Linked DNA regions of Homo sapiens: all the other regions are linked to region 3. The links are chromatin contacts, found by Hi-C or POLR2A ChIA-PET in ENCODE. All regions are on one chromosome and are shown on one strand. Each heading gives the region's core, a stretch centred on a gene start or an enhancer-like site at or near the end of the contact. The rest is flanking DNA. Distances are from core to core; before and after follow the strand shown.

Region 1 (3,962 bases), core at 1,011-3,510, 190 kb before region 3:
CTCCCTTGGCTAGTGCTGTAGGACCCAAGCTGGCCTACACTCTGCTCCGCTGGCCTGGGGAAGCTGTGGACCTGGGAGAAAGTGGGGTGGGGCGGGGGGCTCCCTCCGATCCCAGGAACGGGGTCCGGGCAGGGCAGGGGATGGGAGGACTTGGCACAAGGGGCCGTGACAGTCGAGTCTCAGAGCCGGACATATCCAGGTTCCCTCCCTTCCCACCAGACCTGTGTCCCTCCTCCTGGTCACTGTGCCACATGCTAAACATCAGGACCAGTGTGGCGCTTCCAAGGTTCACTGCCCTGAGCAACTCCGGCAGAGGGGGCCTCAGCGGGTGCAGTTCTCATGGCCAGAGTCCAACCACCTCTCTCTCACTGTGGGTCTGCCCCTTTCCCTGCCTTCTGCAAGAAGTGACACCTAGGTCTCCCCAGGCCCTAGCTGATGCCCCTTCGAGGCACCTGTCCAGTGGCAGCCTCTAGGCCCTGACTTCAGCCCCAGCCTGAGAAGAGAAGGGTCCTGGAGCAGAGACTGACTCTAAGCGTCTTTCTGCACCTCTGTTAATGGGACTTTATTCCCAGAAGCCTCCCCGAGGACAGAGGATACCAGGGGAATAGAACCTGCCCAGCCACACTCGTGCAGCCCCCGGCTGGCTGCAGCAGGAGGTATTTCAGCGAGACTTCAGGATGAACTTCCAGCTGGGGTCACATGATCTGCCATCCGCATCCAGTGCTTATTAGCAGTGAATGCATGGGACTGTCCTCCTGGTGGAGGGCTGGGGCCTGGGGTGCTACATTCACCCCTGGACCGCCCTAGGTGCAACAGTGTCTCTGGGTGGGCTGTGCCAGAAGGGAGGCAAGGGAGAGTGCCGGGGTTTGGATCTCCCCTCAGACCCCCCGCTGGGGCACAAAAGGAGCTTCCCTGGCCTGCAGCACCCCACCCCCACCCCAAGCTGCACAGCAAGAGCACTGCGGAGCCACGCTACATCCTGCCACCCCCTCCTCCATCCCACAGTGTCCCCGCCCCCCATCACTGCAGCACCAGAGCCCCTATTCCCCTCAGCAGAGGCCGGTACACCCCGCAGCAGGGAGACGGAGGCAGATTCTCCCAGAAGGGGTGACCCTGTTGGGGCTGGGCCTATTGTTGCCCCCTCCCCTCCAGGCCAGACTATTAGGTATCCCCACCTGGTCTGCTCCGCATCCCAGGCTGGGCAGCTGGGCCTAGCGAGGTGGCTGCAGCAGCCTGGCTGTGCCAGCCCCTCCCCCAGCGCCGCGGCTGCCTCTGCAGCAGGCGGAAGGGCGCGGGGGCTTTATCCCTCAGGGGCCGGCTGGGCACCCCGGGATGGGGAGGCAGTGCGGCCTGGACACTGGGGGGATGGATCTGCAGCCCTCCCCCCCGACAGGGGAAGGCCCCTTCCCGGGTGTCCCAGGCCAGAGGCCGTCGCGTCCCTCCCACGGCCGAGGCTCCACACCTCCCGGACCGACTCCGGGCCAGGGTCCGCCTGCTCCGGTTCTGGCCCCCGCGGGGGTGACGTTCGGGACGTCGGGGGCTCGCGCAGATCCGCGCTGGATCTCAGGCGGCCCTGGTGGGTCCTGGATTTTTGTCCCCCCCCCATTCCACACCCAAAGAAGGAGCTGCGGGGAGAAGGGCGGCAACGCGGCGGGCGGGCGTGGGCTGGGCCCGGGTCCGCCGGGCGTTGCGGGGGGCGGGGAAGGGGCCTCCCTGTCCCTGGCGTCCTGGACGGCCGTGGCCGCTCATTCCGGGGCCGCCTCCTCCTCCCGGGCGCCCACCGGGTGCCGCTGCCCCAGCGCCCCCGACGCGGCGCCCTCCGCCCCCCGGCCCGGGCCGGTGAACCCCATCCCCGGCGCCCGCCCCCGCCCCGCCGGCGCCTCCGCTCACCTCGCTCGCGCTCGCCTCGGGGGCGCTCCGGGGACCCGCGCCGCGCTCAGGGCGCCCGCTCGGCCGCGCCGTCCATGGGCCCGGCGGGGGCCCGCGCAGCCGGGGCAGGGGCCGGGGGAGCGCGCGGGCCGCGTCGCCGTCGCCGCCGTCGCCGCCGCCAACGCCGCGGGGAGCGCTCGCTCGGGCCGGGGCGCGCGCACTGCGGGCGGGCACGCGCGCTCGCGGCGCGCATCCCAGCCCCGCGGCTCGGCGGGCGCGGCCGGGAGGTTCCGGCGCGGCTCGGGCTCGGGCTCGGGCTCGGGCTCGGGCGTCCGGCGTCCGGCGGGGCGTCGTGGGGGGAGCCGGCTCGGCCGCCGCGCTCGGCCGCGAGTGACAGGCCCGGGGCGGAGGGCGGGGCCGCCGGCGGGGATGAGGTCATGCCGAGCGAAAAAAGCCCCTGACGTCACCTGCAGCCAATCAGCGCGCGCGGCTCGGGGGCAGGTGACGTCAGCGGAGCCCGGGCTCGGGGTGAAGCTGAGGCGGCTGCCGCGGGGGGGGGGCGGGGTGCAGGGTGCGGGTGGGTCGCGCCGCCGCCGCCTTCCGCCCTCACCCCGGGACCGGCTCTTAAAGGGACCACGCGGCGTCCGGGACCCCGCCTCCAGGAAGCCCTCCCGGCCCCGGGCCCCGCGTCACCCAGGCCCCCCGTCACCCGGGCCCCCGGCCGCGTCGCACAGACCCCGGACGGTCCAGCTGAGCGGCTCCGGGCGCGAAGTCCTCCCCCCGACCCGGACAGGCGCCGGCGCCGCTCCCCCCTTCTCCTGGCCTTTGTTGGCGCTGGGCCGCCGCCGGGGAGCCCTCCCCAGACCCAGGCGCGGCGTTTTACCTGCAGCGGCTGTGCTCGCCCCGCCGCGACCCCCGCAGGACGGAGCCGGATCCCCCTGCACTCGGGCGGACCTGGGACCCTCAGAGGCGAGCCGGCTGCCTCGGGTCACACATCCGCGAACTCCGGGGGCGGGCTCCCCAGGACGCCGCCGACCCCCCACGACCCCCAGCCCTCCCGCTTCCGTGGAAAGCCGCCCCGACGACCCCTGTGCGGGCTGTTGAGGGGCCGCACCCCGCCGACCGCTGTGGGAACACCTCCGCGCGTGCGGCGGGGACGCGGCGAGTCCGGGGCAGGAAGAACGCACGGGTAATTGCACCTTCGGCAGGTGTTGGGCGGGAGCAAGGGGGTCAGACTCGCGCTGCAGGGGGAGGGCGGGGGAGGCCTCGCTGTCCTGGAGGAAGGGGACAAAGACCCCTGCCCAGGAGCCTGGGAGCCTTTGAAAGTAATGATTTTTTGGCGGGGGGGGGTTGTCACGAGACACCCTAGACATTTCTAAAAGGCCCCCTCCCCGCTGCCGGGTGGAGAGGGAGCGTGGGGGGATCCGCCTTCTGCCCCCGAGCCCCCAGCCAGCCTGGGCCCCCCAGGGTCACCCTGGGGCTCTGAAGGGGGCTTCGGCCGCTGGTTGAATGAAGGGCCACAGAAAATGAAGCTGGCGCAACGACCGCAGAACCCTCAGTGGGCACCAGGACCACGGAGCTCAGGGTGCCAATGGTGATGGCTGGGGGTGGGGAGTACTGTGGGCAGCAGGGGATGCTGAGCGGGGTTTGGGGCTCCCCCTTTCCATACTCAGTCTTCCTGCCAGCCTCAGAGCTGAGTACACCGTTGGCGATTAATAAGCGCTTGCAGCTCCCTTCCCTGGCCAGCCTGAGGGGAGCGGCAGTGGCCCGTATGGGGTGGGGGTGGCGGTGGAGTGCGTCCTGGCGCAGAGCTGGCACACAGCACAAACAAACGCCTTGGCGGGAGTGGGTCTGTCCCGGAAGGGAGCCCAGGGGTTATTGGGGTTGGGGCTGCGCCCCAAAGCGGGAGGGCCCTGCGAGAAGGGAGGCCCTGGCTGGAGGGGGACCCTGAGACTGGAGGTGCCGGACCCGGATGCGGGGCCAGGTGAGTAGGGCTGCCTGCTGCAGCCTTGCTGGGTTTGAAAAGTGGGGGAGGCTTGGCCCTGGGAGGGGGCAGGAGGATTCAGGCTGAGACCCGGAGGGGGCGAAGGAGG
Region 2 (3,740 bases), core at 697-3,196, 130 kb after region 3:
TACTCTTGGGGAGAGGCCTAGAAATAAAACGACTAGATGCCGTGGGAGGTGTGTGTGAAACTTGTTCAGAAACGGCCTAGCTCTCATTTCTTGTTGCAGTTGGAATGGTTCATCTCGCTGACTTTGGCCCTTCCTAGACGTGGAGGGTGCGGTCTGTGATTTTGGCTTGCGTGTCTCCCGGCACCAGGGGTGCCGTGCAGCTTTGCACGTGCTACTTCACCACTGATACATCTTGCTGGGGGAAGCATCTGTTCAGATCTTTTGCCCGTTGCTGTAAAATTGGGTTATTTGTTTTCCTATTGTTGAGTTTGAGAGTTCTTTCTTTCTTTTTTTTTTTGAGATGGAGTTTTGCTCTTGTTGCCCAGGCTGGAGTGCAGTGGCGCCATCTTGGCCCACTGCAACCTCCGTCTCCTGGGTTCAAGCGATTCTCCTGCCTCAGCCTCCCAGGTAGCTGGAACTACAGGCATTTGCCACCACGCCGGGCTAATTTTTGTATTTTTAGTAGAGGTGGGGTTTCACCATGTTGTTCAGGCTGGTCTCGAATTCCTGACCTCAAGTGATCCGCCTGCCTTAGCCTCCCAAAGTGCTGGGATTACAGGCGTGAGCCACCGTGAGAGTTCTTTGTATATATTCTGAATCAATCCTTGATGAAATAGATTTGCAAAGATTTTTCTCCTGGTTGGTGGCCTTGTCCTCTCACCGTTAACCATCTGAAGAGCAAATTTTAAACATTTTTGATGAATTTCAGTTTGTCAATTTGTTCTTTTAGGAATTGTGCTTTTGGTATCATGTCTGAGAAATCTTTGCCTTATCCAGAGCCATAAAGATTTTCTCCTGTGTTTTTATGGCTCCAGCTTTACATTTAGACCCACGATCCTTTTTGAGTTAATGTTTGTGTATAGTGTGAGGTACGAATGCAAATTATTCTTCTTTTTCTTTTTGCATATGGAGATCCAGTTGTTCCAGAATATGAAATTGCTGCAGCATGGTTTCTTGAAGAAGCTACAGTTGTGCACCGAGTCGCCTTTGCACCTTTGTCAAAAGTCTGAACTGTGCATGGTGGTGGGTGCCTGCGGTCCCAGCTACTTGGGCGGCTGAGGTGGGAGGATCCCTAGAGCCTGGGAATTTGAGGCTGCAGCGAGCAGAGATTGCACCACTGCACTCCAGCCTGGGCAACAGAGTGAGACCCTGCCTGAAAAAAAGTCATCAGTCTGTGTGTGTAAGCTGATTTCTGGACCGTTTTCTTTTGGATCTACTTGAATATTTTTACACCAGTATCACTCAAGTTTTGCTTACACTGGTCTTATATGAATTCTTAGAATGTTAGCTCTTCAATTGTGTTCTTTTTCCGGATTGTTTTAGCTCTTCTCCTCCTCTGCTTTTCCATATGTGTTTTAGAATGGACCTGTGAATTTCTATAAATGCAGGGAGAGTTGACATCTTAACAGTATTGAACTTACTAATCCACGAACCTTGGATGTCCCTATTTATTCAGGTCTTCTTCCACTTCTTCCAAGGATTTTTTACTCTTTCAATTTGGAGGTCTTTCACATCTTTTGTCAGATTGACCTCTAAGTATTGTCTATTTTTATACAGTTAGGAAGTGGTATTTTTAATGTCAATATCTGATAGTTGATTACCATTTTATAGAAACACAATGGACTTTGTATATCAGTCTTGTTATTCCACAACCTTGTTAATCTCACTGAGTAGTTCTTGCAGGTTTTTCTTTTGTTGTTGATTCCATCGGGTTAGATGGTCACGTTATCTGTAGATAAGATTGTTTTCTTTTTCCTTTCTCGTCTGTATGGCTTTTATTTCTTTTGGGGGCCTAATTGCACGAGCAGGAACCTCCAGGTCAATGTTGGACGGAGGTGATGAGGGCGGACATCCCAGCCTCCTTTCTGTTCTTAGTGAGAAACTGTTCAGTCTTCCGCCATCGGTTGTGGGGTTTTCATAGATATCCTGTATTAGGTTAGGGAAGTTCCCTCTATTCCTAATTTACTGAGTGATGTTTTTTAAACAAATCAGGAACCGACGTTGGATTTTTCAAATGCTTTTTCTGTACTGTTAAAAGAAAAACCTTAGACAAATTAAATTTAACAGAGTTTAATTAAGCAAAGAACCACTCGCTAATGGGGCAGCCCCCAAACCAAAATAGGTTCAGAGAGGCTCTGGTGCTGCCGTGTGGCTGAAGATTGGTGGACAGAAAAGGGAAAGGAGGCACAGAAAACGGAAGCAAAGCACAGAAACCGCCAGAGGGGCTGCAGCTCCATGCTTGCCTTATCTGAACACGGTTGGAATGGCCGGCACCCTTGATGAGCGGAAACCTGGTGAGTGGCACAAGGGAAGGCTTCAGTCTGTTTACGTCTCCAGTGAGGTTTCAGTTCACAGTGGATGGAGAAGGCGGAACATAAACTATGTCAGGAGGCAGCTTTACGCCAAGCTTAATTTAACGATTTCCCCCTTTAGACATTGGTGTCCCTGTCGCCATTGTAAATGTACTTGTTTGGTCCCAAGCCCCACTGGGAAATAGCAGAACAATGGGTTTCGTAAGTGGGAACGAGGACCTCGGGTTATATATTTTTGTAAGGGATAGAGAGGAACCTCCTTGTGCTGGAATTTCATGTGCTCAGAAAAACAAACCCTGGTCTGCCTTAGGACCTATCTGCTTCCGTAAAGCTTCGGTTTGATGGTGTTGCGTTTAGCTTGCGTGACTCCATCTGGGTTTGGTCTGGTCCGTTGGGGCCTCTTGCGGGAGCTCAGTCCAAAACAATGGCCTCTTATAATTTTGTTTAAAAATTCCCTGCCTTTGGTCAGGTTCTCATTTAGTGGAAAGTGTAGCCAAGCCTTAGGGCCTTGGCACCACCCTCAGTCACCGCCACTTCCAGCTTCCGGTCACAGAATGTCATTCGTACCTAGGTTACGACATCCTCATGGCCTTGTGTTTCTTTGAGTTCTTGTTGCTCCAGTCAAAGAGACACCATTTAGCATCCTACAGATGGCTGCATGCAAACATTTAAAACTCCGGAGAGAATGCAGAGCGCCAGGGAGACGAGTATTATGACCATCAGGAAGATCATATTTAATACCAAGAATGTGAAGCATGCTCCTTAGGTGGGGTCCCATGAAGCAAACCAACGAAAATCAAATAGATCAGAGAGTTAGCTGGATAAAGAGTCTACTCATTTCAAACAAGCAGCCTGTTTGTTAATCCCCTACAACCGAACCTTTCTAATACCTGATACATTCCTCCATGTGCCACAAGAAGCATCGGCAACGGCACAGACGCTCCTCTGTTTAGCTAGTAAGGGATCCAGAGCAAGTCTATCATCCCACACACCTTTAGCAAGAGAATTTAAAGACTGTTGTGTAACCATAGCCTTTGGAGTAGAATCTGTTCCAGAGCCAATTACGAGGGATACTTTTTTTTTTTTTTTGAGACCGAGTCTCGCTCCGTCGGCTGGAGTGCAGCGGCGCCAGCCATGTCTCGGCTCACTGCAACCTCCACCTCCTGGGTTCAAGCGATTCTCCTGCCTCAGCCTCACGATTAGTTGAGATTACAGGCGCCCGCCATCATACCCAGCTTATTTTTAATATTTTTAGTAGAGATAGGGTTTTGCCGTGTTGGCCAGGATGGTCTTGATCTCTTGACGTTGTGATCCACCCACCTCGGCCTCCCAAAGTGCTGGGATTACAGGCGTGAGCCACCACGCCCAGCAGAGGGATACATTTTAAAT
Region 3 (3,845 bases), core at 1-2,500:
CAGCTACCCTTCCCTCCAAGAAGCCCCAGGATCGTTTCCCCTCTGCTGTGTCTGTCCTCCTTGGAGAGGGGAGGCCTGTGGATAGGCTGGCAAGGTCAAGGCAGGCTCAGGCTTGTGGCTACTCCCCCACAACGACTTTAATTGGGGCTACCCGCCCCCGGGCCATTCCCCACAGCCTTTGGTGAGGCTCAGTCCTACCCAGCTGGCCCAGCCAGCTCCAGCCCCTGCAGCCTTCTGACCTCACCCACCTGCCAAAAGGCAGTGGACCCATCGCAGATCCCAGGTCTCCCACAAAGGCCCAGAGCAAGGGTGGGGCAGGTGCCCAATGGGATGGGTCAGCATACCCCTCCTGGGAATGCGGGCTGCCTTGCAAGGGCTGGGGAGGGGGTCAAGAAAGCAGACTGCAGCATGGCCCTCCTCTGCCCAGCTGGTCAGGCATGGCCGGGCCCCATCCCATCCAGGCCCAATCGGTGGCCTCACCTGGCACAGGGGATCGGCCTGAGGAGCGTGTGGGCCTCACTACAGCACAACCCCAGGCCCGGGGTGGGTGAGCCGACCCACTCCCCATGCCTCCTCCTCTCTCAGGGACATGGGAACTCCTAGGGTCTCGAGGGGTCTCCCAGCCCAGGGCCTGTGATAAGAGCCGCTGGAGCAAACTTTTAAAGCCCCCAGTTCACAGGTGGTAAAGGGGTCCCTAAGGAAATGGACTCGCCCAGACTCGGGGGCTCTGAGGCCTGACCTAGGTCTCCAGCAACAAGGGCGCTCAGTACAGACCCCAATTCCACCTGCCCCGAATGAGCACTACCTCCCCCCGCCCCGCCCCGTCTCCAGGGAGGCTGCGGTCAGTCTGCAGTCCTCAAGGTACAACCCAGGGTGGCATATGGGGGAGAGGCATCTGGCGCCTCTGCCCCGGGTCCCCTGCACCTCCGGAGCCCGGCGCCCCGTAGGCGGGTGGTCCGTGCAGGAGGCCGCGCAGGGCGGCACAGGTGCATTCCAGCGCGGGGGGCGCAAGGGGCTCGTGGGGGCCACAGGGGAGCGCGAAAGTCACCACAGGCCCCGGGACCTCGGCGCCGCGACCCCTGCCCGTCCCTGAGCCCCGGCCCCTGAGGCTTCACCTGACGAGCGCGGAGGCGGGTGCAGCCAGCAGGCAGAGGGCGAGCGGCAGAAGGCTGGAGGGCTGCATGGCGGCGGCGGCCGGGTCGGAGAGGGTCGCCGAGGCCGTGCGCTTATAGCCGGGATGACGCCGCAGTTGGGCCGGATCAGCTGACCCGCGTGTTTGCACCCGGACCGGTCACGTGGGCGCGGCCGGCGTGCGCGGGGCGGGGCGGAGCGGGGCCTGGCCTGGGCGGGGCAACCTCGGCGCACGCGCACAGCGCCCGGGCGGGGGGCGGGGTGGTGGTGCGCCTGCCGCGCCTACAGTTCCCGCCGCTCGCGCCCGCGGGGTCAGCCCGGCCCAGCTTCTGGGGTCTGGAGGATTCCCGTTTCGGCCTGGCCTGGGGTCGTGGGGCGGCCCACCCTGGAGGGCCCCGCGGGGTGACCCCTGTCCCGGCCGCCGCGGCCGTCCCCGCGTCCAGGCCTGCGCGGGGCGCTGCGCCGTGGGCTCCTGCACCTGCTCCTCCCGGCGCCCCCTCGTCCCCCTCCGAGACGCTCCCAGACATCCTCTCTGGAAGCCTCTTGCAAACCAAGGTTAAATTCAAAGTCCCCAGCCCACCGAATGGACCCTCCGCTCCTCTACAGGGCTTCCAGAGAAACCTGGAAAACCAGCTCAGGCCCTGCCGCAAAGGGGGTCGGACCCGCTCCGCCCTCTCCCTCTGGGCGCTGTGCTTAGAGACTCAGGCCTCACCGATGGCTCTAGCCTCCAGATCCCAAATTCCAGCCTCACACTGGCACAGCCTCACGTGGCAGACAGCAGGCCCGAAGGCAGGCAAAGTATTCCACCCTAAAATACATTCCTTTCACATGTTTTGATATGGCACTGCACAGCTGTCTCTTGAGGGGGCGAAATTCGCGTTTTCTAGAGAAGCTCCTTCCCTTAGGAGGTCGGGCACCTTTTGTCCACTCACGTCAACTCTTTTTTTTTTTTTTTTTTTTTTGAGACAGAATCTCGCTCTGTGGCCCAGGCTGGAGTGCAGTGGCATGATCTCGGCTCACTGCAACCTCTACCTCCTGGGTTCAAGCGATTCTCCTGCCTCAGCCTCCTAAGTAGCTGGGATTACAGGCGCGTGCTACCACGCCTGGCTAATATGTATATATACACACACGTATGTATATATATATATACACACACACACATATATAGTGTATATATACACATATATATACGTATATATATACACTATATATGTATATACATATATGTATATGTGTATATATGTGTATATATACATGTATATGTGTATATATGTGTATATATATACATGTATATGTGTATATATATACATGTATATGTGTATATATATACATGTATATGTGTATATATATACATGTATATGTGTATATATATACATGTATATGTGTATATATATATACATGTATATGTGTATATATGTTTTGTATTTTTAGTAGAGATGGTGTTTCACCATGTTGGCCAGGCTGGTCTCGAACTCCTGACCTCAGGTGATCTGCCTGCCTCAGCCTTCCAAAGTGCTGGGATTACAGGCGTGAGTAATCCCACTTTAACTCTTTAGGCAAAACATAACTCTTTCAACCACTTGCCAATCAGGAAATCTTTGAATCCCCTATGACCTGGAAGCTGCCCCTGCCAACCCTGTTTCTAGGCTGAACCAATGTATATCTTACATATGTTGATTTATGGTTTTGGCCTGTAACATCTGTCTCTGTAAAATCCGTAAAACCAGGCCGGGCATGGTGACTGTTGCCTATAATCCCAGCATACTCGGAGGCCAAGGTGGGAGCATTGCTTGAGCTGAAGAGCTTGAGATCAGCCTGGGCAACATGGTGAGACCCTGTCTCTACAGAAAAGACCTGAAAATTTTAAAAAAAAGTATAAAGCCAAGCTGTTACCCAGCCACCTTGCTCACATATTCTCAGGACCTGCTGAGGTGGTTTCACAGGTCATAGTCCTCACATTTGCTCAGAATAAATATCTTCAAATATTTTATAGTGTTTGGCTTTTTTTCAACAACACTCCCTATACCCAGGGTACCCAGATGGACCTCATCCTTACTCTCCAAGTGTCCCCTGCCCAAGCGCCCACTCTCCACCTCCTCAGAGCAGCACCTCACTGGGCCCTGCCCTGGCCACCCTGGGCCCTCCTCCCTTAGCCCAGACTTGCCCATCTCCAATGTGGCACCATCCCTGGAACCCCATCTCCAACGTGGCACCGTCCCTGGAACCCCGTCTTCAACGTGGCACTGTCCCTGGAACCCCATCTCTAACGTGGCACCGTCCCTGGAACCCCGTCTTCAACGTGGCACTGTCCCTGGAGGCCTGTCTCCAACGTGGCACCGTCCCTCTAGGCCCCGACCTCAAAGGTGAGCAGTGTATCCAGGTCAGAAACTGGGTCTCCCGACACTGAGCCTGCAGAGGCCATGGTGACAGTTGCCCCAGGACTTCACCATTCTCGTGTGCCCTGGTCCTGCCTGGCATGGGGGACTGAATTAGGCCTGTTGGAGGGGAGGGCCCGGTCATTCCCCAGATGCTCTGGAGCACACAGCCAGGCGGGAGGTGCGGTCGCTGTAAGTAGGAAAGGGATATTGGGACAAATCATTTAAGGCAGGTCCAAGTCACACAGGAAATGGAGCCAGGGGATGTGCTCAACAGCGACCTCCGCAGGAAGGTCCCTCCAAGAAGGTGGCATCTGAGCTTGGACCCAAATGAAGGAT

Evidence for each region. Hi-C counts contacts between places; a loop is a spot of excess contacts on that map. ChIA-PET counts read pairs that join two places held with the same protein, here RNA polymerase II (POLR2A). Pooled maps may share reads with other maps.
Region 1: a map of CD4-positive, alpha-beta T cell shows a loop between it and region 3 (2.2-fold over the local background). The contact joins the promoter of DUSP8 here to the promoter of CTSD in region 3. A Hi-C loop is called at or near these places in 4 of 168 maps with a recorded cell type or tissue (CD4-positive, alpha-beta T cell, ascending aorta, dorsolateral prefrontal cortex and 1 more), 1 of 37 single-sample maps with no recorded cell type and 13 of 50 pooled maps. POLR2A ChIA-PET finds 5 or more read pairs at or near these places in 3 of 52 experiments (HepG2, T-cell and common myeloid progenitor, CD34-positive).
Region 2: a loop to region 3 is called in a pooled map, with 15 times the contacts of the local background. The contact joins the promoter of LINC01150 here to the promoter of CTSD in region 3. A Hi-C loop is called at or near these places in 4 of 50 pooled maps. POLR2A ChIA-PET finds 5 or more read pairs at or near these places in 3 of 52 experiments (CD4-positive, alpha-beta T cell, CD4-positive, alpha-beta memory T cell and MCF 10A).

The regions. Positions count from the first base shown.
Region 1 is chr11:1,570,011-1,573,972 of GRCh38, forward strand. DUSP8 (dual specificity phosphatase 8) reads right to left here and starts at 2,261. Exons shown (of 7, transcript NM_004420.3): 1 at 1,891-2,261. KRTAP5-AS1 (KRTAP5-1/KRTAP5-2 antisense RNA 1) reads left to right here and starts at 2,731. Exons shown (of 2, transcript NR_021489.2): 1 at 2,731-3,058. RefSeq lists enhancers at 1,315-1,862, 2,411-2,956.
Region 2 is chr11:1,894,813-1,898,552 of GRCh38, forward strand. It overlaps LINC01150 (long intergenic non-protein coding RNA 1150), which reads left to right and starts at 1,947. Exons shown (of 4, transcript NR_120534.1): 1 at 1,947-2,333. It also overlaps a transcript of PRR33 not described here. RefSeq lists an enhancer at 2,008-3,207.
Region 3 is chr11:1,762,677-1,766,521 of GRCh38, forward strand. CTSD (cathepsin D) reads right to left here and starts at 1,251. Exons shown (of 9, transcript NM_001909.5): 1 at 1,116-1,251. The coding sequence starts at 1,183. RefSeq lists silencers at 821-910, 1,161-1,630.